Regions from separate parts of the Homo sapiens genome. Here region 2 is linked to region 1. A link is an interaction called in ENCODE POLR2A ChIA-PET data of the cell type or tissue named here. Cell type or tissue: B cell. All regions are shown on one strand. Each heading gives the region's core, and the rest is flanking DNA. Links, peaks and the distances in the headings are about the cores only.

Region 1 (9,785 bases), core at 2,961-7,960:
CAAAATATTACCTATTTTATTATTCCATTTATATTAAATGTCCAGAGTGGGCAAATCTGTAGAGATAGAAGGTAGATTAGTGGTTGCCTGGAGTTGGGGGTGGAAATGAGCTGTGAATGCAAATGGAACAAGGTTTGATTTTGAAGTGATAGAAGTATTCTAAAATTAGGTTTTGGTGATGGTCACACAGCATTGTAAATATACAAAAAATCATTGAAGTGTACACTTAAAATTGATGAATTTTGTGTTGTGTAAATTATATCTCAATAAAGTTGTTTAAAAACTACTTGAAGCAAATTTGATAAAATATTAAGGTTTCAGTTCTGGCTGGTTGGAATGCAGGTTTTTGTTTCTCAAAACAAAAACTCGGACACCACAAATTTGGGCCCCAATATCAAAGGAGATAAACATATAAATGTAGAGTCTTTTCATTATAGTCTTATCTTCAACTACTGACAGGTGCCCCCATCTTCAAAGGAAATGAATAGGTTCCTGTAGGAGCACTCTCAGTGATGCCTACCAGTCATACATAGCAAACGCAACTCTTCAGTGCCTGACTCAAATACAAGCCAAGAATAACTAGACATACGAGGAAAACGTTTAACATGAAAGACAGAAACAAAGACATTGTGGAAGGGCAAACTCAGAGGAAACAGACACAATGTAGAGAGCAAATAAAACTTAAAAATTCTTATAATACTTAGAGAAGAGAAAATCTGCAGCCATGGAAAATTTCAGAAATATATGATGAAAGGAATATTCAGAGAACAAAAAAAATTCCTGGAAATTAAAAATAATTGCCAGAAGGTTTGGAAAATAGTAACAAAAGAAAAAGCATTAGGAAATGGAGAGTAAAGAAAATTAGAGGATCAATCAAGAGGTTGCTGTCTTAACAGTATTTGCTGTCTACTGGTATTTCCAGAGAAGGAGAAAACTGAAAATATAGAAAGGAATGCCAAAGGAATAATGTGAGGCAATTTCACAGCAAGGAACAACATGAGTTTCTATATTGAAAATTCTAGCACAATGATTGACAAAGAAGACTTACCAATTATATCTTAATGAAATCTTAGAAAACAAGGAACAGAAGAATATGCTAATACTGTTTAGAGAGTAAAGACAGATTACAAAAAGGAACAGAAAACAGGTTTTGGATTTTTGGAAGGTAGAATTCAGCAGAACAATGTCTTGAAAATCCTGAAAGAAAAGCATGAGGATAGAACAAAGACATTTTCAGACTCAGACATGCATACTTTGGGAGAGAGTTGTGATATTTGTGGCCATCAAATAACTTTAAATTCCCTTTTTATTTTTCGGTAAACCTCCAACTTTATGACCCCTGCCTCATCAAGGTCAAAGCCGGAACTCAATTATCCAGCACCTATTGCAGTGAAGACATAGAGATATGACCTAGACTCTTCCAATCAGACATTCCCATGGAGGACTATAATGTAAAGAAATATGAGGAAGTAGATTTCATGAAGGATCTGTTCCTGGAGAAGGGCAGTGAGAGACAGTGACCTTTCAGAGGCAGCAGTAGCTTAGACTCTAATTGGAAATGTCCCTTGCCCAGAGTCTTTGGTGTCTTTGACCAGAGGATATATAGGAATATCTAACTATTGTTTGTTGGGTAATCTGGATATTGTTCCTGGATACACAGGCTCCAATCCCTAGTCTCTGGTCCTGCTGAAGATTCTGTGAGCTACTTAATAATCTCTAATGAAGCTTCTAAGGATGCTTCTGGTAGATATGCTTTACCAACACAAGGGAGTAAACCAGGAAGGAGACTTGAGATGGGGGGAATCAGGATCTAACATAATAGAGAGGGAAAGGGAACCCCCAGGATTACAATGACTAGAAACCTCAAGATGCACGTCATGCAACAACCTGAAGACTCATCAGTCTAGATTTAAGTAAGCATCTGAGGGCTCCAGTAAGAATATTTCTGAGAAAAGAAATCTGATTCAGTACCAGATGTGTTTTATGCATTTAGAAGAGATTTACCTTTCTGGAAATGAATCTGGGAATGAATTAATATAAAGTGTAAAGCCAAGCAAATGAAAGAATGAGACAGTTATTAACTGCAGAATAAAGAAAAATTTATACATGTATATAGAATTCACTTTAAGCCAAAGGGGATTTTTTTAAAAAGCTAAAAAGGTTATTGAGTAGTTTACAGAATCTCTGGGAGAGTCCATGTAAGTCCAAACTTACATGCTACTCAAGACATGTATTTAAAATGTATTGACAGTCCAAAGAAGCATATATTAGATAATTCCTTAAAACTCAATGGAGTGGTGTGTCCTTGTAGATGGATTCAGCAGGAAGACTTCTGGCTCCTGCCTCTCTCTGCTGCCAGATACCACTGTTACTGCTGCAGTATCCATGCAACAGATGAAAATAAAGATGATTTGAATGAGGTTAATAATCCCATGTTCAATTTATTATATGTCAGAATGAAATAATAATGCTGCACTTAAGATGCTGGATTTAAAGGCCAAGTCCCAAACTTTGGGTTTTATGTCACAGTTTATGCTGTCCATGCCTGATACTTGCTGCCGTGTGTCTTTCTCCTTTATATCCACACTCCTCTAGATGTTCATAAAAAGAAGTCCACACCAAATATTGGCATTTGTAGGCACAAAAGGTACAGGAAAAGTTGCCCTTTAACCTTCTTTCTCTCTCTCTCTCTCTTTCTTTTTTTTTTTTTTTTTTGACAGAGTTTCACTCTTCTTGCCCAGGCTGGAGTGCAGTGGCGTGATCTCAGCTCACTGCAACCTCCGCCAGGTTGAACCTCCCAGGTTCAAGTGATTCTTCTGCCTCAGCCTCCCAAGTAGCTGGGATTACAGGCCACCACCACGTCCAGCTAATTTTTGTATTTTAAGTAGAGACAGGGTTTCACCATGTTGGCCAGACTGGTCTTGAACTCCTCACCTCAGGTGTCCCACCCACCTCGGCCTCCCAAAGTGCTGGGATTACAGGCGTGAGCCACCATGCCCAGCCTTACCTTCCTTTTCTCATGCAGCTTATGAGGAAAGGTCTGTCAAAGCTTTTGGGTCAGAGACATGCAGATATTTTGGAGAGAGAAGCAAGCACATCTCATGGAAGAGACTTATTCCCTTAAGGCAAGTGCCCATTAGAGATGAAAGCTGCTTGTCAAGTAAGACACATTCTGGAGAGCTGCCACCTCAACAGCTTGTATTAAGCACCAAATAAATGTAGCACTCATGGAGTATAGAAGATAGAATTCTCACCAAGGTCTGAGGTTGGTATAGAAGGAACCCTGATGTAGGAGAGCCTCAGATTGGTCTGGAAGGCAGAGTTTATAACTTAGAAAAGAGAAGGAAGAGATAAGTGAAGCAAGGGAAGAAAAGCATAGAGTCAAGGACAGTGATTAGGACCATTTGACTGGAACTACGTTTGTATAAGAAAATTGAGAGAGAAATTTGGGAAACAAGAAGCAATAAAGATGTGGTTTAAACACAATCATTTACTTTGTTCCCTTTCCAAACCTCACTAAAGTGACAGTAACAGGATTTTTGTTTTAAGAAATGAACTTACAAAGACAGAAAATGGTAAAGGAAAACAGGTAGTGGCCAGTTTTGGAAATTGGAAAGCAGATGGACAAGTGTAAACTGATTTATCAAACACTGGAAAGTTGAGTCCTAAATTGGCAATGAGGAAAGCCAAGAAGCAACACAATTGTCTCTACAGAACCCAAAAGGCTTAGGATGTCATGGCATTAGGTACCTCTGGGAGTGACAGTTAAAATGAGGCTAAGGAGAATTTGTTGAAATCTGTCTAACAAAACAGAGCCCTAGGTTCCCACCCTCCTCTAAGCAGCTGGATAAACTGCCCCTCTTACACCCTGGCAGAAGATTGAGCTTCATTTTTTCTAGAGTGAGGAAAAAGGTGGCCTCTGGACTGGGAATTTCCAGATACTTTTGAGAGTGTGGTTGTCATAGGGAAAATAAGTTGATAAAGTGAACTGTACAAGTAGGGTACTTTTAGAAATGTGTAGCCTCTTTTGCCATTTGGGAGGGAAGTCAGACCTGTACTCTCCAGGAGAAAGACTGAAGCATCTTTTGCATTGAATATGACCAGCTCTAGAAATATCAGTGTTAGGAGTTCACCTAGGAAACAGCCCAGTTAGAATATCATTCAGGGAAGCATAATCACTAAAACAATTCATGTACCCTGAGCTTCTAATCTGCCTTTTTTGTGCTGTACTTTTTTATATAAGGCAATTACTAAAGGCTACCAGACATGTGAGGAAAGCCTTAAATATGAAAGAGACCAAAGCAAAAAAAAGAAAGAAAGATAAAAAGGACAAAAGTCAATTTCAAAGAAACAGACCATGCAGGGAGAAAAACAAAACAGAATTTCAAAAACCATTGAGATTTTAGTATTTCTAGAGAGGTAAAAGAAGAAATGCTCCCATGAAGCAAGAATAAGACAATAAGAAAGAAAAGCAATGTACATACATGCAGGAACTCTCAGGTAACAGAAATGATCACTGGAAATTAAAAATTTGATTGGAGAAATGAAAAAGACAAAGAGAAAGGAAGTTTAGAGATAAAGATGAAGAAATTTTTTAGAAGATAAAATATAGTGATAAAGGAATAGAAAACTTGGGGGAGGGGAAAACAGGTGAACATTAGAGGTCTAATCCATGAAAGGTCCAATATCTAAATAAGAGGAGTTAATACACAGACGAAAAGGAGTAGAGGAAATCAAAGAAAGAACTAAAAAAAAAAAAATCCTAAAATTAAAGAACTTCATTTTTGAGATGGATAAAATGTAAGAATATGGGTTCAAAAAAAGCTTCTATAAACGTTGATAGAGAGACAAACAACCTAAAATAAACAACACACATAATGAACAGGTCATCTGTAAAGAACCAAGAATCATATTCATATCCTCTTCATACTCATGCTCACACCAATACCCACACAATAATTTCAAAAGTTAATAACCCCCCCTCTCCGAAATACAGAATTAAAGGTATAATTAAAATCAGAATTAAAGGTACAATTAGCATATACAAAGGAAAAAACTATAGGATAATATTTATCTCCATCTAGATGAAGAAGTATTATAACTTTCTAAACATGAAAAACATGAAAAATATTACAAAGGAAAATAAAATATTGTAAGTCAAAAACATTTTTGTTAAATAAATTTAAAGAAATACAAGTTAAATGACAAACTGGCAAAAAAAACTATTAACATATCTAACAAAAGGGTTTAATATGTAAAATATTCATGTAATTAATATGTAAAATGTTTATATAAGTAGGTAAGAAAACACCCTGGGACCCTATTAGAAAAAAACAGGCAAAGGATATGAACCAATACATAAGATGAAATCCAAAAGACTAATATTTATGAAAAAAATCAAAATCAACCTTAGTCGTTGTCCAAGAAATGTAAATTAAAACTTGATCTAACTTTTTAACTTACCAAAATTAGTAAAATATATATTTTTTCAAAGTAAATTTGATCAGTGTTCAGGATGTAAAATATATTTTTTCTTTAAAGTTTTGGCAACGTGTATTAAAGATCTTAAAATATTTAAATTCTATAATGTAATTTCATTTATAAGTATCTAATCTAAGAAATTTCATTCATTCAACCAATATTTTACGGGATGTACTGTTTTAGATACTGAAATACGGACTACATATTTAAGTAAAAGTGATTAGTAATAATCGTGCAAAAGTAAAAACAAAATAGCTGTCCAATAATACAGGATAAGTTTAATCACTTGTCTACACAGAGTAGAATTTTTTCAGTTATCAAATATATTATGCTTATAAATTATTTTAAATAAGTAGTAGATTTTCTAACTGAGAAAAAAATTTGATTAAACATAGCATTTAGATATTGACTGTCAGAAGAAACAAGGGCTGATGTCTGAGGCATTTTGTTAACAATCCCCCACTTGAAGTAATAGATTTGAAATACATATGCAGCAAGAAAGACAAACAGTTTGGGCAAGGGCTGCAGTGAAAGGGACTGTTAAACTTACTCAGCTTCACTTCTTAACTTGCCCAGTTTAACACCCCCCAACACACACACACAGCAAGAAGCTTAGGAGGCATTATTTCTAAAAGACCCGAAGAAAGACTTTCTAATTTCCAGAAATCCATTAATTTTAAGGGATCAAGTATTATTTTTTAATTATTCTGATAAGAAAATACTTTTCTTTGGTTGTCAGAACTGTCAAGTTTTCTTAGATGACGAATTCTGCCTTATTGTGATTACTGTGGGTAAGGGTAAAATGGAAGAGTATCAAGTGACAGTGTAATTATTCTCTACTGGTAGCTATGGTTCCAGTTGAAAGAAGCAAGTAGTCTCACAACAAAAGCAACCATTGAAGACTCATAGAGAAGTGACACATTTGGCTAGAACACTGAAGGATCTCTCCATCATTGTACCTGGCAAATTCTAAGCAGTTTTTTTTTTTTTTTTGGAGCGCAGTCACACTTACAAATTGTAGTATTTTCTTTTGATATGCAACATCTGAAGACTATATGTATAAGGAGACATTGCATCATTCTTCCTAGAATCCTTAGAAATGTAGAAAAGAAGTAACGCAGTTTATAAAACAGATACAAAGTGCTCAACCCAAAGCTTATTTTACTTGTATATTCAAAAAAATATATAGGTTTGTGTGATTTTCATAGTCAGCATTTTGTTACTTCTTGAGGGAAAGACCCTCAGCATGATATTTAAGTTTCTGATATTTAATTATCCTTCTAAATTGTCTCACTTTTCTCTTTTCTTTTCTTTAGAGCAAGTTTTCTAATAGAAAGAATGAAATATTTTATTTTATATTCCAAAAATATAAAGAATTTATAATAAAATCATTGTAGAATAATTTTTAAGATTAAAAAATTGGGATGAGATTGGGAGACTATCATATGATACAGGTAATCTTGTCACTTGTACATCCTCAGTGTCTCGCTTGAGTAGTGACAGCTTTAAGTAGGAGAGGAAGACAAGCTGGATTCTTGGGTTCTTCTATAAGGAAGATAAAGAGAACACACCCTGGGGTGTCTAGATGTCCTTGGGGCCTCATGGAAGACTATCATTGGATCCTCTGACAGGCACTGACCATATGTCTGGGAAAAGGGAGATGTAATAGTCAGTGGTGACTACGATAACACATTATTGCCCTTGATAGAAATAAAAGACATATAAAGGAGTAACTTAGTTTCAGGAGAAAGATCATCAATTTGTATTAAACCAGTTGACTTTCAGGGGCTCACTGGGCCATCTAAGTTGGAGAAGGAGAGCAGAAGCTTAGGAGAGAGTCAGTTATTGGAGAAAGTTATGACAATAAATAACATGTTTAAAGGGAAACAGCATGGTACTAACAGAAACCCTGAATATAAATAGGAAATTTTAAGAGAGAAAGAAAGTTAAGAGGGATAAAAATTGAACTTTGAGATGTCTGCATGTGTGTGGTAGAAGAGGAGGTAGAACCCAGAAGAAAGAAAAGAACCAGTGTTAAAAGAAGTATCAGTGCCCTGGAGGTTGTAGGAGTTTTAGGAGGAAGGGGGAGGTGTTCTGTGAACCAGTGATGTTCTGTGAACCAGATGTTCACAGAACCACTGGTTCTGTGAATCAGTGAAGTGTAACCCCTGGAGCAGAATTTGGGAGGCAGTTTGATGATTTATGGAGAACAATGTCAGTAGAAAGGTGGGGGCAGGACCTGGGGTTGGGTGGGAGAGAGAGAGAGAGGAGCCTGAGAGGAGGGAGAGAGGGAGTAAGGACAGTAGCTTAAATTAGGAAAGAGATTGATGACTGATGATTTAATAAAGAGAAAAATAACTGATTATTTAATTCAACATAGTCCTGGACCAAGTGGGAAATGTTGATTTAAGGAGTTCAAATGGAGAAATTAGCCCTAGAAAGCAGTGTTTTCTCCTGAGAGGACGGAGAACAGTGAGAAACATGGGGTGTAATCAATAGGTGACAGAGGGAAGTGTGTGCCAACTCATTTAATTAATAAAAATGTTTTGGGTGCCTACAATATATAAGAAAACCAATATTCTTGGAAAACACAATAGTGAACAAGACACAGATTATGTTCTCAATACTTTTATATGGAAGATAAGTCAAGGATAGACATAATTGTAGAGACTGAAAACACAAGCTATTGAGTTAGTTATAAATTTCTCTATACCTTGGTTTCTTCCTTCATAAAATTGGGATAATGATAGTACCAACTTCATAGATTAGTTGTGAGTTTTGAATAGGATACTATAAAGTGCTTAATAAGGGGTCTGTCTAAATGAAGTGCTAAATAAAAGTGACACTGTTCACATTATATAAGGTAGAAGTGATAAGTGGCAAGAGAACTACAGGATATGAAAGAAGATGTGCTGTTTTGTTGGGACAGTAAAGGAAGATGAACAGTCAAGTTCATCTACTTGGGAAGGAGTGGAACTTAAGAACTGACGAAGAAGGGAAAGTTTGGGAGAGAGAATGTGGGAGGGGAGAAACAGTTTGAAGTTGAATAATAGCATAAAGTCAAAACTCAGGAAGATGTCAAGACATCAGTAAAATAGGCACTCAGTTAAAAACTGCCCCTAGTTTAAAAAATCTGTTTCGAGCATCCCAATCTTTTTTGAGCTTCCCTTTCCTAGTGTCCTAACAGGACTATTTGACTAAATAGAGAAATCTAGCCCACGAACCTCCCTCAAGTTCTTATTTCCTTTTTTATCCAGGATAGATATAATGGTTCATTCTCCATTCAACCCATCAACAACCTTATCCCTTTCTCACTGAGGTATACTTGCCTGGAAAAATCCTAACCCTGATGGAACCTTACTATCTGCTTTCTTCATCTCTTTTGAATGGCCCTTCTCTATGGGGAAAATTCCTGTCATGCTAGATTGGTCCATGTAGGGCTGATACCAGTTGTGCGAGGGATAGGGGACACATACTGCAAAGTCACACGGTATGAGTTAAGGAAACACATCATCTTTATTCTTTGTTAGTTCCGTACCTTTCCTCTTTCTTTCCCTTAACTCTAATTTGCCTTTATCACTTGAATGTATAGTTTATTTTCAGTCGTTCTTTCTTTTCCTTTTAATACAATGAAATATGCCTCTTAGTTGTCTTTAACGCTTTTCCTCCTAAACCCTATTTTTAAATGAACATACAGAAATTTGTGAAAATCATCATACCTTGATGAGTTAACACAATGAGTTATTCTGATGGGTATGAAACCAGCACCCAGGTTCTGAACAGATTAACTTTACTCAAGAGATCCCCTCAAGCCCCCCTACACAACAACCCCTCTTTTCCCAAGGTAGCCACTACTCTGACTTCAAACATAGATTACTACACTTGATCTTAGCCAAAAGGCCAAGAAGCAATTCAAACATAGATTACTTTGCCTCCTTTTCATCTTTATATAAATGCAATTGTGTAATAGGTATTCTTCTGAGTCTTGATAATGTTACTCAATATTGATCTTTATAAAACTGCATTTTCATGTGGCTTTGGTTTATCTTCATTGCTATATGGTATTCTGTTGTGTGAATATACTGCAGTGTACTTATTCATTCTATTGCTGATGGACATTTGGGTTGTTTAAGTGTTTGGCTACCAGAAACAATGTTGTTATGAACATTACTGGATGTGACTTTCAGCTCACAACCATACACATTTCCTAGGCATGTGGAACAGTTGGATCACAGAACATATGTATGTTCAGTTTTAGAAGAAACTGTCCAAATAGTTTTCCAAAGTGATTATAGTGCTTCATA
Region 2 (7,392 bases), core at 1-5,000, 120 kb after region 1:
AAATCCTTCATGCTCAAGTCCCTTATGTAAAATGGCATAGTATTTGCCATAACTTAGGCACATCTACTTGTATACTTGAAATCATCTGTAGATTACTTATAATACCTGGTACAATGTAAATGCTGTGTATATAGTTGTAATACTGTCTTGTTTTATTTTTTTGAATTATTCTATTTTTTTTAAGTTCCGGGGTGCATGTGCAGGATGTGTGTTTGTTACATAGGTAAATGTGTGCCATGTGGTTTGCGGTGCCTAACAGCCCATCACCTAGGTATTAAGTCTCACATGCATTAGCTTGTTTCCTTAATGTTCTCCCCTCAGCCCACCCTTCCCCAGTGAGTATTTTTCCCCTCCCTGTGTCCATGTGTTCTCATTGTTCAGCTCCTACTTATAAGTGAGAACATGCGGTGTTTGGTTTTCTGTTCCTGCGTTAGTTTGCTGAAGATAATGGCTCCTAGCTTCATCCATGTCCCTGCAAAGGACAAGATCTCATTCCTTTTTAATTTGCATTATTTTTATTGTTGTATTATTAAATTTTTTCCCTGAATATTTTTGATCCACAGTTGTGGAATCCATGGATGCAGAAGGCACAAGAATTAAGAGAGCCAACCAGTTATGGGGATGCACCTAGGGACTAGCAACAGCAGGAAGCTGTGACCATCCTAGGCCTGTGGGGTAAGGGTAGGAGCCTGGTGAGAGCCGTGTCTGTACAAAAATTCAGCCAGAGCCAGAGCCACAGCAGCCAGGCAGGGAAGCAAGGGAATGAATGTATGATCTGGTCCCTCTCTCTTCCCGCCTTCCCATTGATGGCTCCAGTCAGAAGCCAGAGGGCAACGGGGCTCAGCTGATGTGATTCCTACAAGTCAGCCTCCCATAAAAGTCAGCCTCCCATCTAAATCAATCAGCCTCCCCAGATGCAGAGTAGGGCAGAGAAGAGGGGAGATGGATCTGGAAGACAAAGGATGGACACCCAGCACAGGAGCTGTGAGGTCAGAGCTGAGGCTTGGCACCCAGATAGGATTTAGGTAGCATAGAGGAATGGTGAAAGCATCCCCAGCTGGTAGTGACAGGGGCAGTTGTAGAGAGAAGTGGGGCGCATTTACATTACAGCCATGTAACTGACATGGATGAGTGGGGGGATTGACCTATTCTGGTTGAATATAAAGGAAGGTTTGAGAGAAGAAGTTGGAGAAATTTGGCGGGGAGGCCTATGAATATGCCAGTTTGTCATTTAATCAGGAAGTAATAGGATGTTATTGAAGGTGTTAGAGTAGTGAAATGTTCAAAGGAATATGCATAGCAAAAGTAGACTTCTCACTCCACCTAGGACTGAGGAAGGAAGTCCTTGCTTACACATGTTACATGATCAGAATATTAGCTGATCTAATAGGTGGAGGATCCAAAGGACCCACAGTATTTTGTTCTCTACCTTGGCATTATGACAGCTCTTGCGATTTGTGGATAATTCCTCTCTCAATATCACGGGAATAAATTAAGCTTAGCCAGGGCACTCCCCAAAATGATTTAAACATTTGTTTTTCAGCGTGAGGTTCATAGACACCCCCCCCTTTCCCCCGTCAGCATCACCTGGGATGGTGGTGAAAATGCATATGGAGGTCCCACCCCAGACATACTGAATAGAATGTATCTCTGTGGTGAAGAACAGGAGTCTGCATTTTTGACAGCCACTGCAGGAAATTAGTGATGTCTCCTTAATTCAGTTGAATTTGAGAACTATTGATTTAAGGAGACATCACTAATTTCCTGCAGTGGCTGTCAAGGTAGGGGCTTAATTCCTTCAGAGAGTGATCAATGAGAACCTGATGGAGATCTAGCCCCATGGTTCCTATTACAATCGTATTAGAATCACCTGGGGAAATTTAAAAACACCCTGATGCTGGGGTTGGGTGGAGGGGAACTTTTTTTTTACTGGTTTAAGAAGTCTGGGTTGTAGTCCCAGCTACTCGGGAGGCTGAGGCAGGAGAATGGCGTGAACCTAGGAGGCGGAGCTTGCAGTGAGCAGAGATCGGGACACTACCCTCCAGCCTGGGCGAGAGAGCGAGACTCAGTCTCAAAAAGAAAAAAAAAAAAAAAGGTCTGGGTGAGGCCTGAGGATATTTTTAAAGCTCCCAGGTGATTCTGATGTGCAGCCAGGCCTAAGAACCTTTGATCTTGTCTGAACTCAGAAGGTGGAAAAAATTAGAAATGGAGCCTTCTCAATGTAAGGGACTCCTCTGAATTCTGTACCACACAGTCAATGCTAAGAATAATTGCTCTGGAAAGGATAGCAGAGTGGAAAACAGGCTTCTGTGAGTAACGTGGAAGGAAACCAAAGAAGACCAGGGCTGATGTAACCTGAGAAGGTACTGCAGTCTGGAAAGGTCTTAAAGGAGTCCGCACACTTTTTTTTGTTTGTTTGAGACGGAGTCTTGCTCTGTCACCCAGGCTGGAGTGCAGTGGCGCGATCTCGGCTCACTGCAACTTCTGCCTCCCGGGTTCAAGCGATTCTCCTGCCTCAGCCACCCGAGTAGCTGGGATTACAGGCGCGCGCCACTCCGCCCGGCTAATTTTTTTGTATTTTTCATAGAGACGGGGTTTAGTAGAGACCGTGTTAGCCAGGATGATCTCGATCTCCTGACCTCGTGATCCGCCCGCCTTGGCTTCACAAAGTTCTGGGATTACAGGCGTGAGCCACCGCGCCCGGCCGGAGTCCGCACATTTTCTTAGGCTCCCTGGAGGAGCTTGAAACTCCTCGCTGTGTGTGATGAGCAGCCAGAGGTGTCCCCGGGAGAGTCTGTTTGCCCCCAGGCCACCCATTGGCCTTCACACAGGGCTTTCTTGCCTGCATTTATTGCCAGTTTGGAGTTGGTGAATTTAAAGAATTCCTCCTTTTATTTTTATTTTTTCAACTAATCAAGAAAAAGGGAAGTCTGAAATGCAAGTAGAACACCCACCCTTTCGAACGTTTTATCTTCCGTTCCACCGTCTTCTGACTCGGGAGAGAGCTCTTTAGCCATTTGTCTTTGTTTTCCCACAGTTTGCCAACACCTACGGGTGTGCACAGCACAGGCCAGAGCTGGAAATGCGTCCTTCTTCCCACAGCCAGGAAGGTGTGTGAGTGGTGCTGGGAGCCCAGAGGAAGGGTGATTCACTGGAGGAAGGCGGAGAGGACAAGGACATGCTCTGCTAAAAGGCCTTTCAGGAAATGAAAAGCTCTGCATTTCTCTTTTCTAAACACACACACACACACACACACACACACACACAGACACCCAAAAAAAGAAAAAAGAAAAATGAGCATTCCCCTAATTCTTCTAAAGCGGTTTCTATTCCCAAGAGGATAAAGAGTATTTTAGATGCCAAGCACGGAAGATTTTTTTTTCCTGAAATGGGTGGGTTGGCACTTTCTTTCCTGAGAGCTGAAAAGGCCTCATGCTTTATTCCTCCTCAAATGTCCTTAATCTGCTGTGGCCCCACCATCCTCCCCCTCCATTGTTGAAAGGCAGCAGCTCCTTCCCTCGCTGGGTATTTCCCATGGTAAGTAGGTTCTCCTAGGACTCACCCGAGCCTCAGATTGAGTTCATCCTACTGTGTGTGACTGTGCAGAGGACCTTTAGGCCCCTGTAGGCAGCTCTGATAAGATTATCTGATGTTCTCATTATCAGCTGCACCCACGATCTTTTCTAAGGAGGGGCTCTTTGACCCACCTGATGATGGCAGCAGGGGTGTTGGCATTCCTTTTACATCCCAGTGTGTGTGGGTGTGTGCCTATATTGTAGTTCACACAGCAGAAATAAAATGGGAACACCCACTGTTCAGCTCATTCTATTATTTTAACTCTTGTTGAAAAATAAAACAAACCCCTAAGGAAATAGCGTCTTTGTCCCCACGGAGTTGGATAGCTCCCTAGGTCATCTCCTGACCACAGGATCTTGTCGGAATCATCCCCTACATGTGCTTATCTAGCCTCAGCTTAAAATTCTCCAGGGGAAGGAAACTCCACCCTCCATGAGTCAGAGTCATTGAGAGTTTAATAACCACTTTGATGGTCTGTTGTCAGGACCACCTTTTCCTTGCAGCAGATCAAGGAGCAGAATTAGAGGAGAGCCAGTTCTCTCTGGAGACTCATCTGCAAATTGGAGGAAATCTTATGTGCATCAGAAGATTGTTGTGGAGCTCAAATGAGATCATTCTTTCAACAAATGCCAGTCACTCCCTGGTGTGCAGGACCATCATGCTAGGTCTGGGAACACAGAGATAATTGGGCACTGGCCCTGGCCCTTCAATTCAGTGGTTCAGACTGATGGATAAACATACCGTCTCAGTGCAGTGGCAGACTCCTCTGCTTTGTCTTTGGAGGTCAGCCTGCCAAACTCGGCTGCCCACTTGTGTCCCACACTCTGAGGCGCTGTCTCCACTCACACCAGTTGCCCATCAGCAGCAGGGCCACACCTGGCCTGCTACCTGCTGCCATGCTGCTCCTTCGAGAATCCACCCTTCTCCTCCCCATCACCACTGAGCCTGTCTTGCTCTTTACCTGCACCTGCACTGCTCAGTCTCTTCACATCAGCGGTGCCATTAGCACCTGCAACCTTGGGCCCATGCCCACCTGGATTTGGAGGTCAGGTACTTCAATCTGTTTGCAGGGACAAGGCTGCCAGGGTTCATATCCACCACACCTAGGCCAGTTCTTTTTCTGTTCTTGTCTCTGGACTGCAGATCATTGCTGGGGGTGTAAGTACAAAAACTCAAACCTTGGCCTCAGCAGAGCTGCCCTGCCCCACTTGTCCTGGCTGACATCCATGGGGCCTTTCTTTTCAGTGGTCTTTTTCCCTCTTCTGTAAATTCCCTGGCATGGTGGCCTTCGGAGGCTAAAGACATTCCGAATTTTCCCTATGCTCTTGGCCCCTGGCCACCATGGCAGAGAAGCAGATCACCACTTCCCTGAGTAATTGCCAACACCAGCCCTCATCTGCCCTCCTTTCATCCTCCCCTGCATTCTCAGAAGAGGTTCTCAGAAGACGCTGACTCTTCTCCATGGGATCCCAATATCATCCCCTTGCTCTGCCCATCTTCTTCTTCCATTGATCCCATCATGGTCACCAGTGTACTGATTAGCAGATACCTACCAAGAACCTACCATATACAGAGTCTCTATTATGACTTAGGCAGACAAGGAGTACAAGAGATGATCCCAACTTTTGAGGAGCCTACAGTCTGTAAAAAATACCAGAGGCAAATGCACAGGATCCCCCTCCCTGGTACACTGGGTTCCCTTCTCTCTGACAACTCTTTTTTGCTGACTTTCAAGTCCGTGTATGTATGTGTGTGTGTGTGTGTGTGTGTGTGTGCTTTTTAAAGCCAATGACCAACATTAGTAACACATTACAAGCCTCTCTCCCCTTTTCCATTCTTCCCAGTCAGTCATTCTAGCCCTCTGCAGAGACTCCTTATCCTCCTGTACATTCTAAGACATTCTGTCACTTCCTTTCTGCTCTCAGGGCTACTCTCACTCCATTGTCCCATGGTGTAGTCCCCTGACTGGTCTCAGCTGGGACACCTGATCTCTTTCTTAGTCTTCTGGCCCTGTGGGATCCTCTGTCACATCAAAACACTTGCACAAGGTTGATGCTGGGAAGGGAGTTAAAGGAACTCCCTTGTCCCTGTCATGTCTCTGAGCTATTTCAGAGAAACGGCTTGTGAAGATGACATGATTCTAGCTCTAGAGAAGTTGAGAAAAGAGTGCTTGGGCCAAAGAAGGACAGAAAAGGAGTGGAGGAGGCCAGCGAGCAGTGTTGGTACTGGCAGGCTCCAAATCTTCATGCTTATGTCCCTGAAGGCCACTTCCCACAAACAGCTCCTCCTCCCTCCTCAGTGACAAACTCCCTATGGCAAATCTGCACTGGTGACTCTGGCCCCTGACATTTGCATAGATTTTGCAGCCCAGAAGTCCTCAGGGATGGGAGTCCGTTCAGTGCCTTCCTGCTCCTCCAACCCATTGCCTTCTGAGCATTCCCCTTGGGATGCTCTAGAGTAGAAGTCCCCAACCTTTTAGGCACCAGGGACAGGTTTCATGGAAGAGAATTTTTCCATGGACCGGGGAGCAGGGGGATGGTTTCGGGATGATTCAAGAGCATTACTTTTATTGTGCACTTGATTTCTATCATTGTTACTTTGTAATCTATAATGAAATAATTATACAACTCACCATAATGTAGAATCAGTGGAATCTCTGAGCTTGTTTTCCTGCAACTAGATGGTCCCATCTGGGGGTGATGGGAGACAGTGACAGATCATCAGGCATTAGATTCTCATAACGAGCACACAACCTAGATCCCTCACATGTGCAGTTCACAATAAGGTTTGCACTCCTATGAGAATCTAATGCCACAGCTGATCTCATAGGAGGCAGAGCTTAGACGGTGATGCAAGTGTTAGGGAATGGCTGTAAATATAGATGAAACTTCGCTTGCTCACCCACTGTTCACCTCCTGCTGTGTGGACCAGTACTGGTCCATGGCCCTGGGGTTGGAGACCCCTGCTTTAGAGCTTCAGGTAACCTGCCCTAAGATGCTATGTCATGCAGAGACTCAAGTAGCCCCAGCCTCCCAGTGTTCCCTTTACCTTGCATGGAAGACGATGTTTGTTTATCCTTGTAACCTGCTTATCTCTCAAGGCCGAGGTCCTCTTTCTCTCCTGCCTCTACCTAAAGACTTCTTAAACAAGAGGCCTCTTGCTGCAGTCTCCTGTTGCTCATACCCAGTCACTTCCACCAGCTGTCTTCTTTCCTGAGCCCTCTGTCGCTACTGGTCTCTAATCACCAAAGGCCTAGGCCTTAACTTCATCTTTCTCTTTCCTCTCTGCAGCAGGTGGCACACACTGTTGATCATCCCCTAGCCAAAGCTTTCTCCTCCCTTGACTTTTGGCATGACCCTAGACAACTGATTCTCCTTATAGCACCATTTTTGTCTCTCATTTGTTCCTTTATCCTCCTGTTCTCTCACAGTGTCTGCTCTGTGGCTGTCAGCATTCCCCTCCTCATTCAGATACTTGGGATGCTACTGGCATGTACTTAGGAGCTTTGAAATCAGAGAAGCTGGGCTTAAGCCCTGGTTCTTCCACATGCTTGTTTGATGACTTTGTACCTGCCATTCATCTGAGTTTCAGTTTTCCCATGTCTGACATGGAGATGATAATGATACCTATCTTGTAGGGTTATGTGAAGGGTAAATGGGATGCAACAATGTTTTTGAAATTTTCGTCTGATCCCCTGCTGCCCTTTCCAAGTAACCTGTCACTTTTCCTTACCTAGTGTCCTATTTTCACAGGCTGCCTGTTTCTGCCTTAAAGCCTTTGTGTAGAAATCTTGCTAAAGCTTTACTGACCTATCTG

What was found. Peaks named below come from ENCODE experiments on the same cell type or tissue, not always from the same donor. Only the 100,000 strongest peaks of a DNase experiment are listed, where the experiment ranks them.
Region 2: POLR2A ChIA-PET joins it to region 1 with 8 read pairs; 3 of 35 experiments call an interaction of 5 or more read pairs at or near these places.

What each region holds. Positions count from the first base shown.
Region 1 is chr11:94,987,056-94,996,840 of GRCh38, forward strand. The region is part of intron 2 of KDM4D (lysine demethylase 4D); the gene reads left to right. It also overlaps the pseudogene LOC100422440. Among named protein-coding and RNA genes, the nearest start is that of KDM4D, 18 kb to the left of the region's middle. In B cell, for the core only: no CTCF peak of the experiment used is centred there; no DNase peak of the experiment used is centred there.
Region 2 is chr11:95,105,261-95,112,652 of GRCh38, forward strand. All of the region lies in intron 1 of ENDOD1 (endonuclease domain containing 1), which reads left to right. Among named protein-coding and RNA genes, the nearest start is that of ENDOD1, 19 kb to the left of the region's middle. RefSeq lists an enhancer at 2,856-4,055. In B cell, for the core only: no CTCF peak of the experiment used is centred there; a DNase peak (open chromatin) is centred at 3,071; H3K4me3 peaks cover 1,030 bases; H3K27ac peaks cover 3,900 bases.